2 separate regions of the Mus musculus genome follow, and region 1 is linked to region 2. Evidence: chromatin loops called from intact Hi-C (ENCODE). Cell type or tissue: gastrocnemius. All regions are shown on one strand. Links, peaks and the distances in the headings refer to the core of each region. The heading gives the core; the rest is flanking DNA.

Region 1 (11,140 bases), core at 1,585-9,584, 130 kb before region 2:
TATGAATACTGCAAACCACTAGAGCCTAGACCAGACACCAGCCAGGAACTGCTGCTCCTGCTCATGGAATGGTTGATAGCACTAGGATGCAGCTCGTTCACCCCAGCAATGCGTTTACTGCACACTAGGGTAGAAGAGAGCTGGACAGACAGACTCCTTAACAGTCTTAGGAAGGATTCATCCTGGACTGTATAGACAGCTGGCTCAGTGACCTGCACCACGGGTCAGGACTTCCCTACCCCACCACCATAGTCATCGCATCTGCCTCCCATCTTCTCTAGGACCTTGGTCCAATTAACTGCAAGGCTACTCTTGGTTTCTTTAAAAAAGAAAAGCCAAGAGTCATTTCTTGCAACACAACAGGCCTGTTAATAAATTGCAGTCAGAACTGAAGACACCTTAAAGAACGTGCATCAGGGAGGGTTAGGGACACGCATGGCTGCCTGGCTAGCAGCTTGGGCTCTCTCAAAGTCTCTAACTTCCTGAGGGGTGCGCAAATACTGCTCTATTTCACTATCTGAAATATCCTCATCGCCAGTCACTGCAGATTCGGGGGGCAAGGTGTGGGTCCGCTTGGGGGGCTTCAACATGCAGGGGGGCAGGAGGGGAGTGGGACTGGCGGGACGTTTCCTCTTGGGCAAATCGAAGGGACCATCCCCCACCTCGTCCTGCTGTCCTTGTCCTTGTCCCTGCTGCTGCTGCTGCTGCTGCTGGGTCTCCACTTCTGCTGTTCCATCTCGAAAAGCCGTTCGGACCAGCATGTGGCGGTGCTGGAGAAGGTCACCAATGTGTTTCACCACCGACCGCTTGTTAAGTTTTAGAACCTGTAGCCAGGCCAGCTGGCCGGCCATCTGAAGGAGCACGGCCAGGAGCTCCTGCAGGCGAGAGGCAGCTGGGTAGGGCAGGTCCACATTCGCCAATTTACAAAACTGGGCAAGAGAGCAGGTCAGCCGGTCTGAAGGCCGCAGAGACTGCCATGCCAGGAAGGTGGCTGCAGTGATGATGGGCAAGGGATGCCGTCCAGTCACTAGCCACGTCTCATCTGCTAGCTCCACCAACAGCAAGGTTCGAGACAGCATCTTGTCTTTGTCTTCCACGTATTTGGCTGGCACGGACGGGGACGCTTGGAACAGTTTGAAGCTGAAACACCAAAGTGAGGGTCAAGTGAATGAATGATCACGGTGCCCTTTCAGGGTGAGAAGTGTCGTCCTCCCAAGGCTGATTGGGAAGCTGTTTGTCCTGGAGACACCCAAGCTTGCTGGGGAGAGGGACTGAGGAAAGGGGGCAGACGTTTGCCAGGTGAAGGGCACTAACAGAGTTGAGCGCCTTCCTCTTGCACAGTTCCAACGTCCTTGATCGCTCTATGGAAAGTGTGCTGTTACCAGCATCTACTTAGGATATGACCAAGTTCCAACCATTACTGGTGTTTTGCTTTTTGTTTTGTTTTGTTTTGTTTTTAAATATAGGGTCTCACCATGTTATCCAGGCTGGCCTAGAACTCCTGAGCCTCTTGCTTCAGTCACCCAAGTGCTGGGATTAAGAGTGTGTGCCATTGGCTAGGCGGTGGTGGCGCACACCTTTAATCCCAGCACTTGGGAGGCAGAGGCAGGAGGATTTCTGAGTTCAAGGCCAGCCTGGTCTACAGAGTGAGTTCCAGGACAGCCAGGGCTACACAGAGAAACCCTGTCTCGAAAAAAACAACAACAAATAAGAATGTGTGCTAACATACTTGTTCAGCCACTTTGTGGTTTTGTTTTAAAGTATACTAGTGAGAAAAAAAAAAACTAATTTATTAAAACAAAGCAAAACAAAGGCAGGCTAAGGACAGTGGTGCACACTTGTAATCCCAGCACTGGGAGGATAGGGACAAGAAAGCCATGCGTGCAAGGGCAGCCTGGGCTGTGTGAGACTGTCTAAACAAAACAGTGACCAAAACCCAGTAAAGCCTTAGCTTCTGACCCTGACCCACCATTAACTGGCATCTTTGGACTCCATATAGAGGTGACCCTGCTGGAACAGGGTCACTGCACATGACGTAGCCCCTGCCATGTAATTCCATCGACTGCCGTTCATAAAGCAGGAAATGACAGCTCAGCAGTACTATGCCAAGGCTGGCTAACAGGCTTTTTTTTTTTTCTTTTTTTGTAATTATCACACTCCTATGATGGAAAAGGGATTTGAAATTACAACGTTTTGGAACAGTATAAACAGTATTAACATGTATAAATTGCATTAGTAGTAAGCACAAAACAGGAAAGACCCTCCCATCCTTTGAGACAGGCTCTGGGTGAAAGATGCCCGGGATCCAGCCCAGCCCGGTGTTCCTCCTAGACCAGTACCTGCTGCAGTAAGACTTCACCAAGTCTGCCAGGCACAGGGAGGGCACATCCAGCCCCAGGAGCTTTACCATCTGCATGTAGGTGCCAGAAAACAAGTCCAGATCGGCATAGAGCAGTGTGCAGATGGTTCCCATGGTGAGGGGCCAGTTATGTTGCCGACAGGTGATTAAAACACAGCATCCGACTAACACTTCCTTCTTCTGCAGCCTGGCAGCTCGGATCCCAGACAGCTGATATGCCTTCTGGTAGTAGGAGATTGCTGTATCCTCAAACGTTAGCGGCAGCTTCAGAATCCGACACAGGTCTCTTACTCGACGGAGATCTAGGAAAACATGCAGGAAGCAGAGAGGTCAAAGAGAGTAGTGTACAACTGCTAGCAAGTTCTGCTAGGGCTTAATTGACTTCTGTTAAACTTGCCATATATACCAGATGCACAAATAATATGCCCTTCTGTGCTAACAGGACACCTGATATGGCGTGTGTTTTGTGGAGCTGGAGTTACATGAGATCCTCAACCATGCTGGGCACACCTTTTAATCACCGAGCTACATTCTTAGCCCTTTAGAACCATGGTCCTTCCAATGGTGCACAACACTTGTAGAAAGGTCACATTCAATCCACCACCTTCGTATTTTAACTTATGGACAAGGCAAAATGTCTTTTCTTTTCTTTCTTTTTTTTTTTCCTTTTTTTTTTCTTTTTGGTGCTGGGGATTGAACCTCAAGCCTTACACATGATAGGTACATATTCTATCACCGACCTACCCCTAGCTCCAAAGCCATGCTTTTACTCAGGCTCTCTGTGCAGACCCAAACCTTCCTCTACCTCTATGCCTTTTAGTTTTTAATACACACTCAGTATGTAGGCTGGGCTGACCTCAAACTCTATCCTCCTGCCTCAACCCCAGAGTGCCGAGATTGTAGGCACACGCCACATTAACAACTGTTCTCTCGCAGCCTGCCTGACGCCAGTAACACTGAAAACAAGGACACACAGACAGACTAGGTCATCAAAACAACCATCTCAGTCGGGTGTTGGTGGCGCACGCCTTTAATCTCAGCACTTGGGAGGCAGAGGCAGGAGGATTTCTGAGTTCAAGGCAGGCCTGGTCTACAGAGGGAGTTCCAAGACAGCCAGGGCTACACAGAGAAACCCTGTCTTGAAAAACAAAAACAAAACAAAAAAGTCTTTAAGGCCACGGTGTCATAAAAGGTTGATGCTCCGGAATGGGTGGGTAGGGGAGTTGAGGGGAGGGTATGGGGGACTTTTGGGATAGCATTAGAAATGTAATTGAGGAAAATACGTAATAAAAAAATATATTTAAAAAAGAAAAGAAAAGAAAAAAAAAGGTTGATGCTCTGGGCTGGAGAGATGGCTCAGCAGTTAAAAGGCACTATTGCTCTTGTAGACGACCTGGGGTTTGCTTCCCAGCATCCACAGGGCTGCTCACGACCATCTATAACTGCAATTCCAGATGATCCAACCCCCTCTTCTAACTCCATGGGCACCAGGCATGCACATGCTGCACACACACACATACATGCAGTAAGAACACCCATACACATAATATCAAAACATTAAACAGTGACATAAATAAAAGCAAAGCTGAAATTTAAGGGGGAAAAAAGTTTGATTCTCACCTCGTTGCTGGCAGCGACTAACTTGTTCGTTTTCCCCAGTGCTTCGAGAATATGTCACTTCTGTAAAATAGCAAACAACAAATTACCCAGCTGGCCTTCGTTCACCTCCTCCTTGCCCTCTGACTGCATAAGGCCAGGGAGATTTCAAATGACTGTGTATCTACTTCTACCTCAGAGAAGATACCCATCTATGTAAAAGTAATAGGACAGAACTGTATTTTTAAAAGCTGCACTGGCAATTCTGATTTTCCAATAATTTCTCTGATACATTCACTTTTGAGGGCTGCATTAGCCAAGGGCTAGAGCAGTGGTTCTCAACCTTCCTAATGCTGCCACCCTTTAATACAGTTCCTCACGTTGTGGTGACCCCCAACCTTAACATTATTTTCGTTGCTACTTCATAACTGTAATTTTGTAATGGTTACACGAAGATTGCATTAGCTACAGAAAAAAAAGAGAATTATGAATTGCATTATGAATCATAATGTAAACCGCCTATATGCAGGATGGTCTTAGGGGACTCCTGTGAAAGATTCTGTGGACACCACGGCGGTCACCACCCACCGGTTGAGAACCGCTGTACTAGAGCAATGGCGTGGAACGCAGAGGAGAGCAAGTTGCCAATTAGTGCTAAAACCTGCTAGGAGATGATGGTTCGTGTTGTTATTTTCAAATAATTTACCGGCACTCCTTCAACACTGACTAGGTCTGACAAGACGAATGAAACCTTTATCGTTTCGTTCATTCACCAACCAATATACCCACCCAATGCCAGACACCGTTGTAGGTACTGGGAAATCAGATGGATCGCACCCTCCTCCAGCTCATCTGTTTACTTAAGCCCAATTCTCTCACATTTAACTGTGCGCATGGCCAAGAAAGGGAGGAGGCTGGAAAGAGGGAGCTGGGTTTAAGGACTCCACCGCCCAAGGCTGGCGATCCCCGGGTTCAAGACCAGTACCCCTGAAGTTGCCCTCGTCGCTAAAGGTGGTAGTTAGGACCCCTTCGGTGACCACGCAGCCGCAGTCGGAGCACACCAGCTGGCTCTGAGAATAATGCGAATCTTCCACGAGCTCGGAGGAGCCGCAATCCGGGCAGCGGCTTCCGTTCGGCATCTCGTCGGTCGGTCCAGGGCTGCGGTACCGCCGTCAGGCACAAACTCCCAGAGAACTTGTAACTGGGCAGCGGCAATAAAGTGGAGGGGCGCTTATTCCGGATGCACCATCCTCCTCCGGCCAGCTGGCCAATCGGCTGGCAGTTTGCTCCTCCCCTCGGCAGTACGCCACTTCCGATCCCTTCTGTGGACTCGGGTAGAAACCTGAGTTAGAAAGGGAGGTTCCTGGATTTAACTGTTTCTCAGGCTCTCTGGGTTTTTGTGGTTAGGCCACGTGGGGAGTTGACACAAACCACAGATGTGGAATTGTTGTCTGCAAAACACTATTTTTTAAAATATATTATCCAATTTATAATTTATTTTTTAGCCTATCATGCTTATGTAGCCCAGGCTGACCTAAAATACTGATCCTCCTGCCTCTGCCTACTACATGCTGGGATTACAGGCTTGTATTACCATGCCTGATTTAACTCCCTTCAAAAAAGTGGAACCAGTTTTTTCCTTTCTATGTAGTAAGGAACGTTAAGTTTGACCGTAGTAGAAAATAGATCACTCTGCAGTGAGAGAGCAGTAAATTGTGTTGTACTCTACGGACCTCCCCACACTAAGTTGCCGTCTCTCTTTCAAAGTCTCTCTTGTTGTTGTTGTTTTCCAACATATTTCTTTAATCCTAGCATTTAGGAGGTAGAGATTGAGCCAAGCCTGGTGTACATAATGAGTTCAGTCCAGTCAGAGCAACTTAATAAGAACATGTCTCTAAATAAATACAATAAGATGAACTAAAATCTTGAGTGGTAGATTTAAATATCTTCAGAGAATAGCATGAAAAACCATAGTTCTCTCCTCAAAGAGGATGTACAAGAGTTTATGCTAGAGCCAAAAAGGAGGACTTGAGCCCAGGAACAGATAGATACAAGTTTCTCCAAATAACACATAGAACTGTTAAGTGGTTACATGAAGATTGCATTAGATTTAGAACAAAGAGAGCCATATATCATACGATAGGGACCACTGGTAATAACATTACAGAATATGGGGAAACCCTTTCCATGGGTTTCAGATGCTATCTTCTGAATTGATGGAGGCTAGGAGTTGGTAAGAATGCATTTTAAATTGTCGGATTTTATTGTTGGTTTGATTTGGGTGTTTTGTTTTGTTTTGTACTTTAAGACAAGAGTCACTGTATATCTCTGGCTGTCTTGGAACTCATTATATATACCAGGATAGTCTTAAACTCACAGAAATCTGCCTCTCTCTACCTTCTGAGTGCTAGGATTAAAGACATTTGCTACTACATCTGGCCTTCAAACACACACATACACACACACACACACACACACACACCTCCTCTCTCCCCTTCAACTTTTGGCAAACTGGAAGCTACAGGCCGACTCAGACATGTTTAAAACCTTGAACTTTGAGCTATCCACGTGGCACGTGCCTTTAATTCTGACACTCAGAAGGCAGAGGCAGGCAGGTTTCTTTGAGTCCAAGGGCAATTTGATGTACAGAGTGAGTGCCTGGCCAGCTAGGGCTAGCTAGACCCTCTCTTAATTTTTTTTTAAGAGAGAAAAGGGGAAAACAATCTTGTATTGAACTTTAATATAACTCGCCTGTTGCCCCAGCACTTGGAAAGTAAAGGCAGGAAATCAAGAGTTAAAAGCAAGGGGCTGGAGAGATGCCTCAGGGGTTAAGAGCACTGACTGCTCTTCCAGAGGTCATGAGTTCAATTCCCAGAAACCACATAGTGGCTCACATCCATCTGTAATTGGATCCAATGCCCTCTTGTGTGTTGGTGACTGTGTACTCATATATGTAAAATAAATAAACAAATGAGAGAGAGAGAGAGAGAGAGAGAGAGAGAGAGAGCGCCAAAGGGCTGGGCGGTGGTGGCATACACCTTTTTTTTTAATTAGGTATTTTCCTCATTTACATTTTCAATGCTATCTCAAAGGTCCCCCATACCCACCCCCCCAATCCCCTACCCACCCACTCCCCCTTTTTGGCCCTGGCGTTCCCCTGTACTGGGGCATATAAAGTTTGCAAGTCCAATGGGCCTCTCTTTGCAGTGATGGCCGACTAGGCCATCTTTTGATACATGGCATACACCTTTAATCCCAGCACTTGGGAGGCAGAGGCAGGCGAATTTCTGAGTTCGAGGCCAGCCTGGTTTACAGAGTAAGTTCCAGGACAGCCAGGGCTACACAGAGAAACCCTGTCTCAAAAAAACAAAAACAAAAACAAAAAAAAAACAAAAAAGAGAAAACAAACAAACAAAAAACAGCCAAAGGAAACAAATAAAAAAGATAAAATAAAACCTGAGCTTTAAGATGCCCTAAGATTCTGACTCCAGACTTCTTAGTTTTATGTAGATCAAAGAATCCTGAGTAAAATATTGCTTTCAGTGATACCATTATAAAAACCAAATTACAAATTTGATGTGCTTAATGTGTTGGTGCCATTGTTCTGAACACCTGTGTCAGAAACTTAGTCCCCATGGAAATAGTATTGAGAGGTGGGGTCTTTGGGAAGTTACGGCCATGGTGGCTCTGCACTTAAGAATGGACCAATACAGTTTTAAAAAGGATATATTCCATTTGCCCTTAAACCTTCTGCCTTGTGAGGACATAGGATTCCATCCCTCTGAAGGATGCAGTCTTCAAGACTCTCTCTTAGAAGAGACAGCAGCCCCCACCAAACGCCAAGCTTGTGCCTTGATCTTGGGCTTGCTAGGACTGTGAGAAAAAAATTTCTAGCTTCTTATAAATGACTCAGACTTGAAAGTATTCTGTTATGGCAGCACAAATTATATAAGACGTGGTGTTATACAAATATGAGTTTAAATTAAGGAACAAAAATATTTTTAAAGGATTTATTATTTTAATTACATGTGTGTTTATGTGTGTATGTATCTGCATACCTATGTAGGTATCCTTCAATGCCAGAAGAGGGCTTCAGACCCCTTGGAGCTGGAGTTGCAGGCAGTTAGAAGCTGTCAGACATGGGCTTTGGCAATTAAACTCAGGTCCTTGACAAAGCAGGAAGCATTCTTAAACATGTAAACATCTCTCCAACCTTTTTTTTATTTAAAGTAGGAGGCCAGAGGGCTCAGTGGTGAAGAGTAATTGGCACTATTCCAGAAGACATGAGTTTGGGTCCTAATACCCACATTGGTCAGCTCACAACTGCTTGTAACTCCAGCTGGCCTCCAAGGCCATACAGGTGTGCACACATACAGCATACACTTACATGGGCCTATACATATAAAAATAAAATAAACTTTGAAAGATATCAGATCCTATGTATTCCAGTGTGACCTCAAATGAGCTGTGTAGCCTTGAAATGTTAACTCTACTGCCACCACCTCCAAAGGGCAGGAATTACAGGCACATGTCACCACACCTGGTTGACAGCCTTTTATTTTTTAAGATTGTATTTTCAAATTGTGTGTGTGTGTGTGTGTGTGTGTTCAAGTAGCTACGTGCACATGTGGGTGCAGGTGCATGTTCACGAAGTTGCCCATACGGCAGAAGAGGGGTTCTGATCCTCTGTAACTGGAGTTACAGGTGGTTGTGAGCTACCTGATGTGGATCCTGAAAACACAGCTTGGCTTATTGTAAGAACAGTACATACTCTTAACTGCTGGGCCATCTCTCCAGCCTTTGAGATTATTTTATAAACCAAACCTAATTGCACTCACTGGGCTAGCTCAGCGGTAGAATACTTGTCTATCAGCATCCTGTGTTTGATCCAACAACAATAACACACACAAATTTTTTTAGAAGACAGGATCTAGCTATATTGCGCAAGGTCATGTCAAACTCCTGGGCTCAATGCCAGGTGGCGGTCTATGCCTTTAATCTCAGCACTCTGGAGGCAGAGGCAGGTGGATCTCTGTAAATTCAAGGCCAACCTAGTCCACAGAGGTAGTTTCAGGACAGCCAGGGCTACAGAGAGAAACCCTATCTAAAAGTAAACAAACAAAAAACAAAACCAAAAACAAAACCAACCCTCCTGGGCTCAAATAATCCTCCTGAGCCTACCTTAAAAGGTAGGATTAGAAATGTGTACCACTGGGCTTGGAAATAGTATCAATGAAAAGCTTGGAAATTTTAGAATCGGTTGTATCTGGAAAAATGGGGGGAAAATGAATTAAATATTGAGAGCTACCAGAATTTAGGAATCTGAGAGCAACAGGGCCTCATTGGCACCAGGGCTTCAAGTTTGTGGAGAATTCCTGCTTCTTGGGCTGACAATGGAGAACGTGCAGTCTTTCCAGGTGGTTGTTAACTCATTCTCAGCCTTACATTGGAGGGGCAGTGTGAGACCAAACAGAAAACTATTAAACAGAGTGCACTCCAGATAGTGTCTTACTACCTTCTTCATAAATAAGGGTCCTCTCTTAAGGAGTATAGCTACCTTCTTTAGAAGATCAATATATTTCCATGCAGCTGATAACAACCACCCCCAAAAGAGGAAAGATGCTTATTCATCAAAAGAGCCCAGGTGACACAATGACCACATTCATGGTGACTCCTCAGCTAGAAGCGCTGAACCTCGGGAAGACAGAGTTGAGTAGGCAAGGCTAGCTGCTCCCGGGAGAGTTATAATGAGGAGTGAGATGCCATGGGCTTCCTTTGTATCCAATGAGATTGTGTGTTCCCAGAACTATAGTTGAGAAAAGGGGCAGCTTGCTGACCATAGGCTGTGCTTTGTCTGTCACCCAGCTGTTTGTCCTTCCCTGCTCTGATGGTCTTGGGCCTTGCAAGAATTATCTGCAGAGCAGACACTTCTCTTACAACCTTTATTTAGAGGAGCAGTGGTGGTGCACGCCTTTAATCCAGCACTAGGGAGGCAGAGGCAGGCGGATTTAATGTGAGTTCGAGGCCAGCCTGGTCTACAGAGTGAGTTCTAGGACAGCCAGGACTACAAAGAGAAAAACTGTCTCGAGAAACAAAAACAGACAAATAAAACCCCTTTTATTTACGTATATGTGTCAGTGTAATTATAGTCACGTGTGTGCAGAAGCCTGCAGTAGTCAGAAGGCATCGGATCTCCTGGAGCTAGGATGGCAGGCAGCTGCAAGTGGCCCAGAGTGAGTGCTAGGGACAGAACTCGGGCCTTCTAAAAGAGCAACAGGTACTCTTAACTACAGAGCCATTTCTACAGCCCCAGTGAAAGGATTCTTTAAAAGAGTGGCCTGGGCGTGGTGGCACACACCTTTTCTAATCCCAGCACTTGGAAGGTAGAGGCGGACAGATCTTTATGAGTTCTAGTTCAGCCTGATCCATTGCGTTCCGGGAAAACTGAGGAAGAAGACCATAGATTGATCTCACTGGAATCTGCACAGCATAAGCACAGGGTAAGGGTTAGGGACACACACACACACACACACACACACACACACACACACACACACACGAGTAAAACTGACTCTGACTCTGAGGTCCAGCACTTCTCCCTGCCCCAGATTCCCTGCCTCTGTCAGGGAACTTTTCCTATCACTGACAGGCACATGGGCAGGCATCTCTTCCAGGTCCTGCCTTCAGAAAGGATGGTCCCTTTGTCCAGGAGCGTCCCTTCCCCAATTTCCTGTCTGGGCTGAACAAAGAGGGGTCGAGTGGGGATGATAGGAATGGGAGAATGAGGAGTGGTGACTCACTGGCCAGCTCGGGGGGTGGGGGGGGGCTTACTAATTTGACTGCTACTCATTTTATTTTTTTCATAATTTCATTTTTTATGTGTGTATGCTTTTCAGACGGTGCAGCTGATGTTTTTATCCAGATCTCTAGAAGCAACTCCGTTAGCATTAGAAATAATAATGGGTTCTCAAGAATGTTTTTAAAGTTTTTGAGACAGGGTCTTCTTGTGTACCCTAGGCTGATTTCCATCCCTCAATCTTCCTGATTCAGTCTTGGAGTGTGGGTCACAGTTACATGCCACCGATTCTGCTCTGATGTCGTTCTTACATTATACACGGAACCGAATCAGATTGCTGGCATCTGTCACTGCAGCTCTTGGTACTTCGGGTATTTCATTCCTGGTAC
Region 2 (11,140 bases), core at 1,473-9,472:
GGGTTTCTCTTACACTTCCACACTCCACCGTGGCTGAAACAAAACAAAACAAAACAAAACAAAACAAAACAAAACAAAACAACAAAATTTCAGTCAAACCCCTTCCTACCACATCCCCAAACCTTTCTTTTTTTTATTTATTCACAAGCTTTCTCGTGTGTCTGTGCTGACCTCTGACCCAGGAGTTAGGTAGGGATCAGGTTATCTTTGCGAAGTACACAGCCCCCAGCACACTAACACCCTTAATACACGTCTCCTTTTGCCTTATTTTATGCTTCAGATAATGGACATGTCTGAGCTTGGGCAGCTGTCCAGGCTGAGAACCGGAAGGCAGGGTTTTTTGCAGAGTTTTTTTTAGAGTCCCTTTAAGACCACCATGGCCCCAGGCAGGCACTGTTTTTCTACATTTTTTTCAAGTCACCTTTTTTTTTTTCCAAAGTGATTTGTAAAGTCCACAGAAATGGAAAGTGGATTTGAACCCAGGACTTTTCTCTCTGTATACTTTTCTTTGTTTGTTTTTGGTTTTTGGCTTTCCGAGACAGGGTTTTCTCTGTGTAGCCCTGGCTGTCCTGGAACTCACTCTGTAGACCAGGCTGGCCTCGAACTCAGAAATCCGCCTGCCTTCTGTCTGTATACTTATGGACTTGATACTTTACCAACAGCTTGGAAATCTACGTCATTATTAACAGTGTCAGTCCTGTTAGATGATGAGAAGCTGGAAGGATGAATGGTGGGATTCAGTGTGAGTCAGATGAAGGGAAGACAAGGCAGTCACACTAGGGCCTTACCAGGGTCTTGGGAAGAAGACCAATGTCATCACCCAGAGAAGGAGCCATTCCAGGCCCCTGTGTAGAGTTACATGCCCAAGTCTTCAACCCCTGTGATAGTATTGAGAGGTACGACCTTTGCAGAGGAATTAGATTTAGAAGGCCATCAGGTTGCCCTACGGTGGGGTTGGTGTCTTTATAAGATAATGAAGAGACACCAGAGCATGCATCTCCTCTGTGCTGAGAGAGAATAGAGCAGGAAGGGGAAGGCAGGAATAGTCAGCAAGAGAAGCTTTGGTGGGAACCAAACCGGCTGGAGCCTTCTGTGACCTTCTAGTCTCCAGTCTCCCACCAATGTGTGTTGCTCAGGCTCCAGTGCGGTATTCCATCCTAGTGACACCGGCTCCCTAACCCTGTTCTTCCCCCCATTGCTGCCTTTGCTTTTCTCTGGGGGTTGCTCTAGTTTCACATGAAAACCAACTGCTTTGCCCGTTGTGCTGATTCATGCCTGTAACCCCAGCGTTCAGGTGGAAGATCAGGCGTTCAAGGTCAGCTTGAGTTACAAAGGCAGGTTCAAGGCCAGTCTGGGCTCCATGAGATCCTGTCTCAAGAAACCAGACCTGGGCTGGAGAGATGGCTCAGTGGTTAAGGGCACTGGCTGCTCTTCCAGAGGTCCTGAGTTCAATTCCCAGCAACCACCTGGTGGCTCACAACCATCTGTAATGAGATCTGACGCCCTCTTCTGGTGTGTCACTGAAGACAGTGATAGTGTATTCACATACATTAAACAAATAAATAAATAAAATAAATATAGCCATTTCCAGGTAGAGATGTCATTCATTTCACGAGCACCATGGCTGTTATTCAGCATAATTATATACCATAATGTAGAACTCACTGGAGTGGTGGATATCAAGTAGGGAATAAAGATACTTGAACTTGGGTTTTGGGCATAGGCAGACTAACCCTCACCCCCAAACTTATATCTCCTTTTCCTTATGTGTGAAGTGAGGGTGATGTTAAATGGTTGTGGAGTTGCTTGCAGAGGCTCCATTAGAGGGGGTGCTGGGTAGGAGGTCAGCAGAAGCTTCCCTCCACTTTTTCCCTGTTACTGTTGGCTTGATTGAAGCCCATTCCAGAAATGAAATTCCTGCCTGGTACTGTTAACTGGGATCAGAACCTCTGGCTGGGAAGGTCATGGGCCCTAGGGGAAAACCTATTATTGTTATCCTGTTAAAAATACATAGTATCAAACTGCCCCTACAAACATACCTTTATCCCACAGTCTAGGACATTTCTAGATCCTTATCAGAGACGATTCTTACCAGATAAGCGTATTTTCTCACTGGATCATGGTGGACAAAGCGATATACAACTGGTCAGTGTGCAGAGAATAACAGATTGTGGTCCAGGTGTGGTGGCACATGCTTTTATTCTCTGTATTCTGGGAGCAGAGGCAAGCAGAACTCCATGAGTTCAAGGCCAACTTGGTCTACACGGTGAGTTCCAAGCCAGACAAGGCTACCTGGGGAGAATCATTTCAACAACAACAACAACAACAACAACAACAACAACAACAACAACACAACAGATTAGATAGATGGATCTCAGAGATTATAGAGTGCTCAGCACTAAATGGGGGTTTGTATTAGCTCTGTTTACCCCAGGCTTGGGATCCATCTTGGAGAGAGCAGAAAGACCAAAAGAGCCAGAGGTAGGGAACAACTACTATGGAATAGTATTTTCTGGGCATGGGAGGCCCAGAGCTCACAGGAGTGCACACACAACACCTCTGTCTGCAATCACATCATGTGCACAAGATCAAGTCAGCCAAAGTCCCAGCATGGATGAAGGGGTTAGAAAATCTACCCCTAGCTGCGGAGCTACCAGGAATTGATGGATTCAGGGGCGGGAGTGCGCCAATGTCCTTCAGGGATGTGCTCAGGTATGGGTTGCACATGCTCCAGTGGGTAACCTATTGCTAGGCACATTCTGACAGTACTCTCTGGGTTTACAACAGAATACAGGGGGCTGGTGAGATGGCTCAGTGGTTAAGAGCACTGACTGCTTTTCTGAAGGTCCCGAGTTCAAATCCCAGCAACCACATGGTGGCTCACAAACATCCGTAACGAAATCTGATGCCCTCTTCTGGAGTCTCTGAGGACAGCTACAGTGTACTTACATATAATAAATAAATAAATCTTTAAAACAAAACAAAACAACCAAAAAAAAAAAAAACAAACAAACAAACCCCAGAATACAGAAACTTCAGAGGGAAGGTGGTAGAGGGGACATGGGAGGACTTGGAGGGGAGTGGCCACCCTTGACTTGTAACTTTCTTCTTAGTGTTTTGAAACTTCCCTGAGGGTTGGAGAGATGACTCAGCAGTTAAAAGCACTGGCTGCCCCCTTCCAGAGGTCCTGAGTTCAATTCCCAGCAACCACATGGTGGCTCACAACCATCTGTAATGGGATCTGATGACCTCTTCTGGTGCGTCTGAAGACAGTGACAGTGTACTTACGTACATAAAACAAATAAAAAAGGAAGAAGGAAAGAAAGAAAGAAAGAAAGAAAGAGAGAGAGAGAGAAAGAAAGAAGGGGAGAGAGAGAGAGAGAGAGAGAGAAGAAAGAAAGGAAGGAAGGAAGGAAGGAAGGAAGGAAGGAAGGAAGGAAGGAAGGAAGGAAGGAAGAGAGAGAGAGAGAAAGGAAGAGAGAAAAGAATCTTCCCTGAACGTCCGGAGTCAGGTAAGTTTATTTTCTGAGTTTTTCCTGTCTCCCTTCTCCCTCAGGCAGGGAATGTTTTAATTAGGGGTAGAGTGTTACACAACACCAGAAAGGTAGGAAGATTCCTCTCAGACTTGGCCCTGTGAGTCTTCCAGTCTGGCGGATCACTGCAGACTTTGTAACATTCTTTATAATAAAGTGGGGAACGTAATTATCTTCCCTGAGTTCGAGGAACTGCTATGGCATATTCTTCAGGCCAGAGAAGCAGTGTTGTGGGCAGTCAACTGACAGCCGGCACTTCAAAACACACAGGACACAGTCTCCACTGGGAATTGGAATCTGAAGTCTTCTGAGAACACTGGCTCCAGACAGGCAGTGTCAGACCTGGTCTGGTAGAGCCCTTGCAGTAGGATAACTTTGCTCTTGTGAGAAATCTCCTCTTCCACATCTGACATGAGAAGTATGTGCGACCTTGTCTGTGAGGGGGGTCTCCCCCCACCCCCTCCTCTTTCAGACAGGGTCATATGTTCCAGGCTGCACTTAAATTGTGTTTTATAGCGCAGGATGACCTTAAACTTCTGATCTTCCTGCTTATATCTCCCAAGTACAGGGAGAACCAGTATTGGCCACCGTACCTAGCTTCTTACATCCATTAAATATTTTACACTCCTTTATTTTGTGTGTGTACATACGGTGCATGTAAAAACATGTTATGGAGCTCATGTAGAGGGAAGAGGTAATTTTATGGGAATCTGTTCCCGAGCTCTCATAGGGATGAAACTCAGGTTAGATTTGGCAATAAGTACCTTTATCTGCTTGGTCATCTCAATCCCCCATATCCTTTTATATTCCATTAGAAGACTTGATATGAATGAGTGCCTGCTCTGAGAGAGGCAGAAATCACCATAGGCAAAATGGGTCTGCAAGAGAAAGAATTGAGCAGGGAATTTGTAAGAAAACTCTAAAACGATCATTCTCAGGGCCATGTGGTTCGCAAAGCCCAGGAGGGAAGCTTATCTTCCCTGGAAAGCTACTCAATGGAGCTACCAAGGCAGGGAAACGGTGCTTACCCTCAGGCTCAGGTCCCTCCTAGCTGTGGCTGTAGGCTTGTGGGCAATCATCTTTAACTCCTCAACTTATCCAAGTGCCTTAGGGGTAATAGAACACTGTCTTAGTCAGTGTTCTATTGCTGTGACGAGATACCATGACCACTGCAACTCTTATAAAAGAGCACATTCAATTGAGGTTTCTTGCTGTTTCAGAGGTTTAGTCCATTGTCATCATGGCAGGGAGCATGGTGGCACACAGGCAGACATGGTGCTGGAGATGTAGATGAGAGTTTCTTATTTGGGTCTGTAGGCAGCTGTAAGAGAGAGCCACTGGGCTTGGCTTGGCCAATTTTTTTTTGTTTTTTTTTTGTTTTTGTTTTTGTTTTTTTGTTTTTGTTTTTTTGAGACAGGGTTTCTCTGTGTAGCTCTGGCAGTCCTGGAACTCACTTTGTAGACCAGGCTGGCCTCGAACTCAGAAATCTGCCTGCCTCTGCCTCCCGAGTGCTGATCCCCCAACCTTCCCTTCCCGAGTTCTAGGATTATAAGCTTACAAAGTGCCACCACGTTCAGTTTTTATGTTGATGCTTCGGATTTAACCGTGGACTTAGTGTATACGTGGTAAACTGTCTACCAAGTGAGCTGTGTTCCAAGCTTCCCCTTCCCCGTGTTTTTTTTTCTCTCTCTCTTTCACGGTTTAAGACAGCGTCTTAACATGTCTGGCCCAGGCTGTGCATCAAACTCGCCACAACCATGTCTGCCCTCAGCTTTTCTGTAATGCTCCTGTCTCAGTTTCTCTGAGCTAGCATGCCCAGCTTAAGTCTCTCTCTCTTCTTTCTGTGTCTGAGACAGGGTTTTGCTGGGTAGCACAGGCTAGAATCCTCCTGCTTCAGTCTCCTCATTGCTGGGACAAGTGTGGACCACTTGAATGCTGAACTTGGATGTTGGACTTTATAAACAGGCCCTTCCCTGAAATCGTAGTTCCAGGAAATCTGGGGCCTCTAGAACAACCAAACAAGGCAAAAAGCAAAACCCCTTTCAACATGCTTCTCCCAAAGGGAGGAAGGTGGCCCAGTGTGTTCTCTCAGGCCAGCCCGGACAACAGTGAGAACAGGGTTCTGGCCCTCCCTCGGCTGTCAACTTGGGATCCTCCTAGGGCTTCAGCCTCCTCACGGTCGGGATTATAGGCATTTCCTACCATATGGAGATTGATTGACACAGACACTGTAACCGATTGGACATGCATTTTCCCTTCCCTCCCTAGTGACTACCAGACAAAGTGCTGGAGTGGAACCCAGTCCAAGTACTATGCGGATCTTTGACCGGTTAACTCTAATCCTCCCAGCCCACAGTACGCAGAGCTTCGATCCTGCCCATTCCTCATCAGATTTATATTCGGTTCCTAGCTGGCTGGCTAGGTCCCTCTTACTCTTCCACTACTCCTTCCAAGTCCAGGAATGTGCGCTGTGCAGCCGCTGCTCTGACTCCTAAAAACTGTAAAACTGTAAAAGCTGTAGAAACGTTAAGAATGGCGAAGGATCAGCCCACCCTTTCTTCTCTGAGGATCGGCCTGGGATCGAGAGGTCACATCCTAATATAGAAAGCAGGCGGTCTGGTGCGCTGAGACGCTGCCACCAAATCGGAGAGTTCTGCCACCGTCATCCCTACCTAGATCTTCCCAGAGTCTCGGGGAGGAACCAGGGAACCCAAGGGGCCCACACTGGGGTTCCTGCACTGGAGAGGACAGAAGCTGCCTAGGTCAGCAGCTGGGGAACCACTTGCAGGCAGCGGGCTGGGGCTGGGTGGGGCCGGGCGGACCGCAAGTCTCAGGGGGCGTGGAGCCCAGGCGGAAGGGGCGGGCCGGGCACGAGAAGGGCTGGGCCGAGGTGCCGCGGGGTTGCTGGAGGGTCGTGGGCGGCGTGCAGGAGACATGTCGGCGGGCAGCAGCTGCAGCCAGACTCCCAGCCGGGCCATCCCCACTCGCCGCGTAGCCCTCGGCGATGGCGTGCAGCTCCCGCCCGGGGACTACAGCACCACTCCGGGCGGCACGCTCTTCAGCACCACCCCGGGAGGTAGGCGCTGGCCGGGGTCACGGGCGACCTCGGGGGGCTGGAGGATACGTCGGGATCCGGAGTCTCACGTGCGACGGGGAGGGCGGCATTCGAGGGGTTCGGTAGCTGGCCAGAACGGACGAGGGGCGTCGGGAAAGCAGAAGGGTCACCGTCTCGGTTGCTCGCCTTCTGGGTGTGGTGGAGCGTGGTCTGGAACCCGGCTGCAAACTGCCTGCATTATTAGCCTTTTCCTGGGAGATACGGCAGAGTGCCCTGAGCATACAGATAGGCACTCTGCCAGGACCACCATGTGCTTAAGGGCGACCTCTGTGGGTGTCAGGGCAGTTTGGGGTGGGACAAGATCAGGGAAAGAGGCTGGCCTGGAGATTAAGTTTAGTTGATCTCCCTTGGAATAAGTGACGCCTGCACACTTTTTTTTTTTTTAACCTTTCCGGAGGCAGCCCTCTTTGCTTTGGACACTCGCTCATTAATGGAGGCTGGACGCTGAGGGTGCTTCTCTGCCACCTGTGGCTTGTGTTAAGAGAGAGATTCCTGCAGGGGCGGCGTCTGGTGTAGTGCAGAACAACACGTTCCTCGGGCCTGGGGGGCAGGGCACAGCGTTGAACTGGCCCAAGTGGCGGAGGATGAGGAAGAGGAAGCTGAGTTGGCGCGGGTGGGGGCCGGCCTCCGGGAACCAGGCATTCCCAGCTTGCCCTGGAGCCCCAGTATAGACGCTGATGAAACCTACCCGCCTGTTTGCATGATGAAATCCTCGTGGCTCACTACTTCCCTCCCAATCCTCGCGCCGCTCCCACCCACTTTTGCGCTTCTCCCCTCCCCGGTCTCCTCCCCCAACTACTCCTCTTACAACTCAAAAACAAGAGGAATCCTGGCGCGGTGATGAACCTTGGGCTACTGCTGGCGCAGCCGGGCCACATGCCTATTTTCTCGGGCAGCTGTCCCTGCACCAGGGAGCACAGCCAGATCCCAGAACCAAGGCACCGATGAAGGGATCTTGGAGCTCAGTCAGTGTCCACTGGGTTCTGTGATCTTCAGGACACAGCACCAAGGCCTCGCTGCTTGAGCACGTGTCTGTTGTGCATCGTCATGCTGAGTTCCTACACTCAGCAAGAAGTAGCAAGCAGGGCAGGGGGAGAAAGCCGGCTCCCTCTTATTAGAAACGGCCCAAAGGAAAAGTTTTCTGCAGGCTTCTGGCCTCCCGTTACTGGAGTTCTTCAACCCCGCTGGCCACTTTTTAGTTCACGCTGTTGCCCCTTTGTCTTTTCGCAGAACTTTGTGTTGAGCACAAAGTTTCACAGAGAGTTGAGTCCTTTTAGGCGAGGTGTGAATCAGGGTGTATTTTTTATTTTTATTTTTTATAGGCACCGATACAGACCTAAAGGCTCTGGGAAACGTTTATTTTCTCTCTTGCCCGTCCCTTTCTGGATGAACAGGTTAGCTGGGTAGCAATAGCCAGTACTGTTTGTAATGCACTCTGATCCACTTCTCACTGTGGTCTGCGAAGTGTCCGTTGGCAGACCAGGTAGTTCCCGTTGTCTTTGAAGAGGAAGGGGTTTCCTTAGAGTGTAGCATTTGCTTCTTAACTGAAAGAAAGCAGTGTCAGGTCCCCAAAGCCAGCTGGCCCTTGTCAGATTTTTGTTGCTGTTGTTGTTGTTTGTGTGTCACACAGTCCATAGCTCGAGGAAAGACTTGCTTGTTTCTGCCAAAGCCAGTTAATTTAAGGAGTGGGATCTTTTCCCAAAGGCCATTCATTCCAGGTCGCCTCTGCTAAAGGGCAGAAGCTTGACCCATTTGCTCCAGAATGTTTCTCATCACTTAGCACCCCAACGAGATACGGAATCCGAGTGCAGAGGTCTACAGGGTGAGTTACGGGAGAGCCAGGGCTACACAGAGATCCTCCTGCCTCACCTTACTGAGTGTTGGTAATTCCGGGGTTAACAGCTGTTGAATACCCTTTGGGCTATTTCTCTTTGCTCTCATCTATTCTCTGCAAATCCATCTAACTTTTGAATTTTCTTACTTGTATCAGGGGCCAGCTGGGAGTTCAAGGTCAAGTGAATCACCCTGAGGTCTACTCTGTCCTCTGGATCTATGGGCGTATAAAGCCCATGAGCTTGAATCAGGACTGAGTCATCTGCCTAACCATTATATGCTTGATTGGCTCACATTCCATTTTGAGTACTCAGGAGTTACAAGGGAAAGGGATAAACAACACACAAACAAAGCCCATACACGCACACACACACACACACACACACACACACATATACACATATATGTATACACACACACACACACATATATACACATATATGTATACACACACACACACATATATACACATATATGTATACACACACACACACACACACACACATATATACACATATATGTATACACACACACACACACACACACACACACACACACACACGGCTTTTTTCCTTGCCTTTCCAGATCTTTAGGAGTCTGGCAAAGTAGATCTCATATCCAGGCATAAAGTCAGGTTTCTTGAACTTAAGCTTCCTATACTCCTTGGCATGTGACTTGACCTGTAAGGGGCTGCAAGCTCTACATGAAGAAATACTACAGGAAGCTACTTCAGCTGAGAATGGCTTTGAAGCAGCTGCCTCTGGAGACCAGGGCACAACAGGTGGCCTGAACCATCTCCATTCCTGGGACTCTGGTCAGTGGTCATTAAGCCTTTGGTAACCTAGGACATTTCTGAAGGGAGTGTCCCACAAGAAGATTTGAACCTGGGAGTCTTTAAGATTGCTAGCAATGTCATAAACAGGATCTAGTGAACACCCACCAAGGATGGATGTTTGACTTCTAAACCTACAGAAGTTGTTTGGGTGGTCATACCTCATAGTACCTGGGTAAGGTTAATTAATAATCAGGCAGGCAGGTAGGTAGGGTGGCAGGTGTAAATGACACTGTTTTGTAAGGGGTAAAGTTGAATGTAATGGTGCAGAGACAGGAGAATCTTTGTGAGTTTGAAGCCAGCCTGGTCTACAGTCTACATAATAAGTTCCAGGTCAGTCAGACCTACATAGCGAGACCCTATCAGAGAAATTAAAAAAAAAGTCTCTGTCTGGGAAGCTGACCTTGAGGTGGCTGCCAAGTGTTTAACTCCGTCAGTGCTGGGAAGAGGGGAGGTGGGCTGGACGCTGATGCCGGTGACTTGATGTCCCGAGGTCTTAGTCACACAGAGGGGAGAAGTTACAGCTGAGGATATTATTAAGGGCCGAATGAGAGAGCTTGGATATCGAGGTGGCAAGGAGATAATGGTCCCCGTCTGACATGCACCCGAGCTTCCATTTAAAGTGTTTGAAACAATATATAGTAGGTTCCAGGACATACGACTGAATTGGAAGGGGGTTGGGTAGAGCACTCCAAGCTACCTTTGCAGCCTCTTGGTTTTTATTTAAGGCATGCCCTGCAACTAGGAAGATAGTGTGACTTGGAAGGATGGGATTCAGGTGACGATACAGCTGACGGTGGGATACAAGCATGGGGCTTAAGAGATGGTTCCGAGGTTAAAACATGCTTGCTAGCCAGGCGTGGTAGTGCAAAACAAAAAACCAAAACAGCAAAAAAAAAGTGCTTGCTGCACTTGGAAAGGTCTGTTCTTTAGCCCCTGGACCTCTGTCCGTCATCATTCCACCATCATTCTAGCTGAAGGGGTGGCCTTTCCTTGCTTCCACAGGAACCTCTCCCTAAATTAAAATAAAAGCCTAGAGGCTCGGAGGGGGAAGCTCAGTGAAGGGGAACTCTGCAAGAGGATCTGACATCACAAAGGAGGGGGAGGAGGGGCGGAGGCTGGAGGGTGACTTTCAGGTGTAAGAGAGAGTGGCTATGTTGGGAGTTAGGGGACTAGAGGTTTGGCACAGACTTTCAGTTATGAGAGGGGTAAATTCCAGGGGTGTACTCATCAGTGGCTATAATTAACTCTGCAGTGTTTACTAGAAATCAGCTCAGGGCAACTGTAGCCATATCCTTCCGTACACAGGCAGACATCCGAGAGACGTAGGCTGGTTGCTCTAATTGTGGGATTTATTTTACATTTCCTAGTGTGACAGCAGATCATCACATTCTGTGTACTCCGACTAGGTGCTTCTGCCTCCTTTCTTCTCTCTCTATGTCTCCCTCTCCTTTCCTTTTTCTCTCTTCCTCCTCTTCTTTAAGATAGGATCTTACTGTATATAGCCCCGGCTAGCCTCAATACTGGTGATCTCCTGTCTCAGCCTCCTGAGGGCTGGGATAATAGGCATGTGGCATCTTGCTTAAGTGCGTAAGATTTTTATTTGCCAGTTTTACTTAATAGTTCAGTGATGCTGAGGGGAGACATGATTCTAAGAACCAGGGGCACATCTATAGAATGCAGCGATTCCATAGACACCCCCTGCCCTTCAGTTCTATAACCCATAGTGATTTTTTTTTTAAAGTTTTATTTAATTATATGAGTACACTGTTGCTGTCTTCAGACACATCAGAAAAGGGCGTCAGATCCCATTACACAGATGATTGT

Evidence for each region. Hi-C counts contacts between places; a loop is a spot of excess contacts. Peaks named below come from ENCODE experiments on the same cell type or tissue, not always from the same donor. Only the 100,000 strongest peaks of a DNase experiment are listed, where the experiment ranks them.
Region 1: a loop joins it to region 2, with 2.4 times the contacts of the local background. A loop is called at or near these places in 12 of 42 quality-filtered maps.

The regions. Positions count from the first base shown.
Region 1 is chr8:27,123,481-27,134,620 of GRCm38, forward strand. It overlaps Brf2 (BRF2, RNA polymerase III transcription initiation factor 50kDa subunit), which reads right to left and starts at 5,152. Exons shown (of 4, transcript NM_025686.2): 1 at 4,941-5,152; 2 at 3,980-4,039; 3 at 2,340-2,661; 4 at 352-1,140. The coding sequence starts at 5,094. The coding sequence ends at 414. In gastrocnemius, for the core only: CTCF peaks have their summits at 5,254 and 8,469; DNase peaks (open chromatin) are centred at 4,590 and 5,233; H3K4me3 peaks cover 1,631 bases; H3K27ac peaks cover 1,318 bases.
Region 2 is chr8:27,253,942-27,265,081 of GRCm38, forward strand. It overlaps Eif4ebp1 (eukaryotic translation initiation factor 4E binding protein 1), which reads left to right and starts at 6,386. Exons shown (of 3, transcript NM_007918.3): 1 at 6,386-6,609. The coding sequence starts at 6,468. In gastrocnemius, for the core only: no CTCF peak of the experiment used is centred there; DNase peaks (open chromatin) are centred at 6,446, 6,699, 7,258 and 7,494; H3K4me3 peaks cover 3,194 bases; H3K27ac peaks cover 3,938 bases.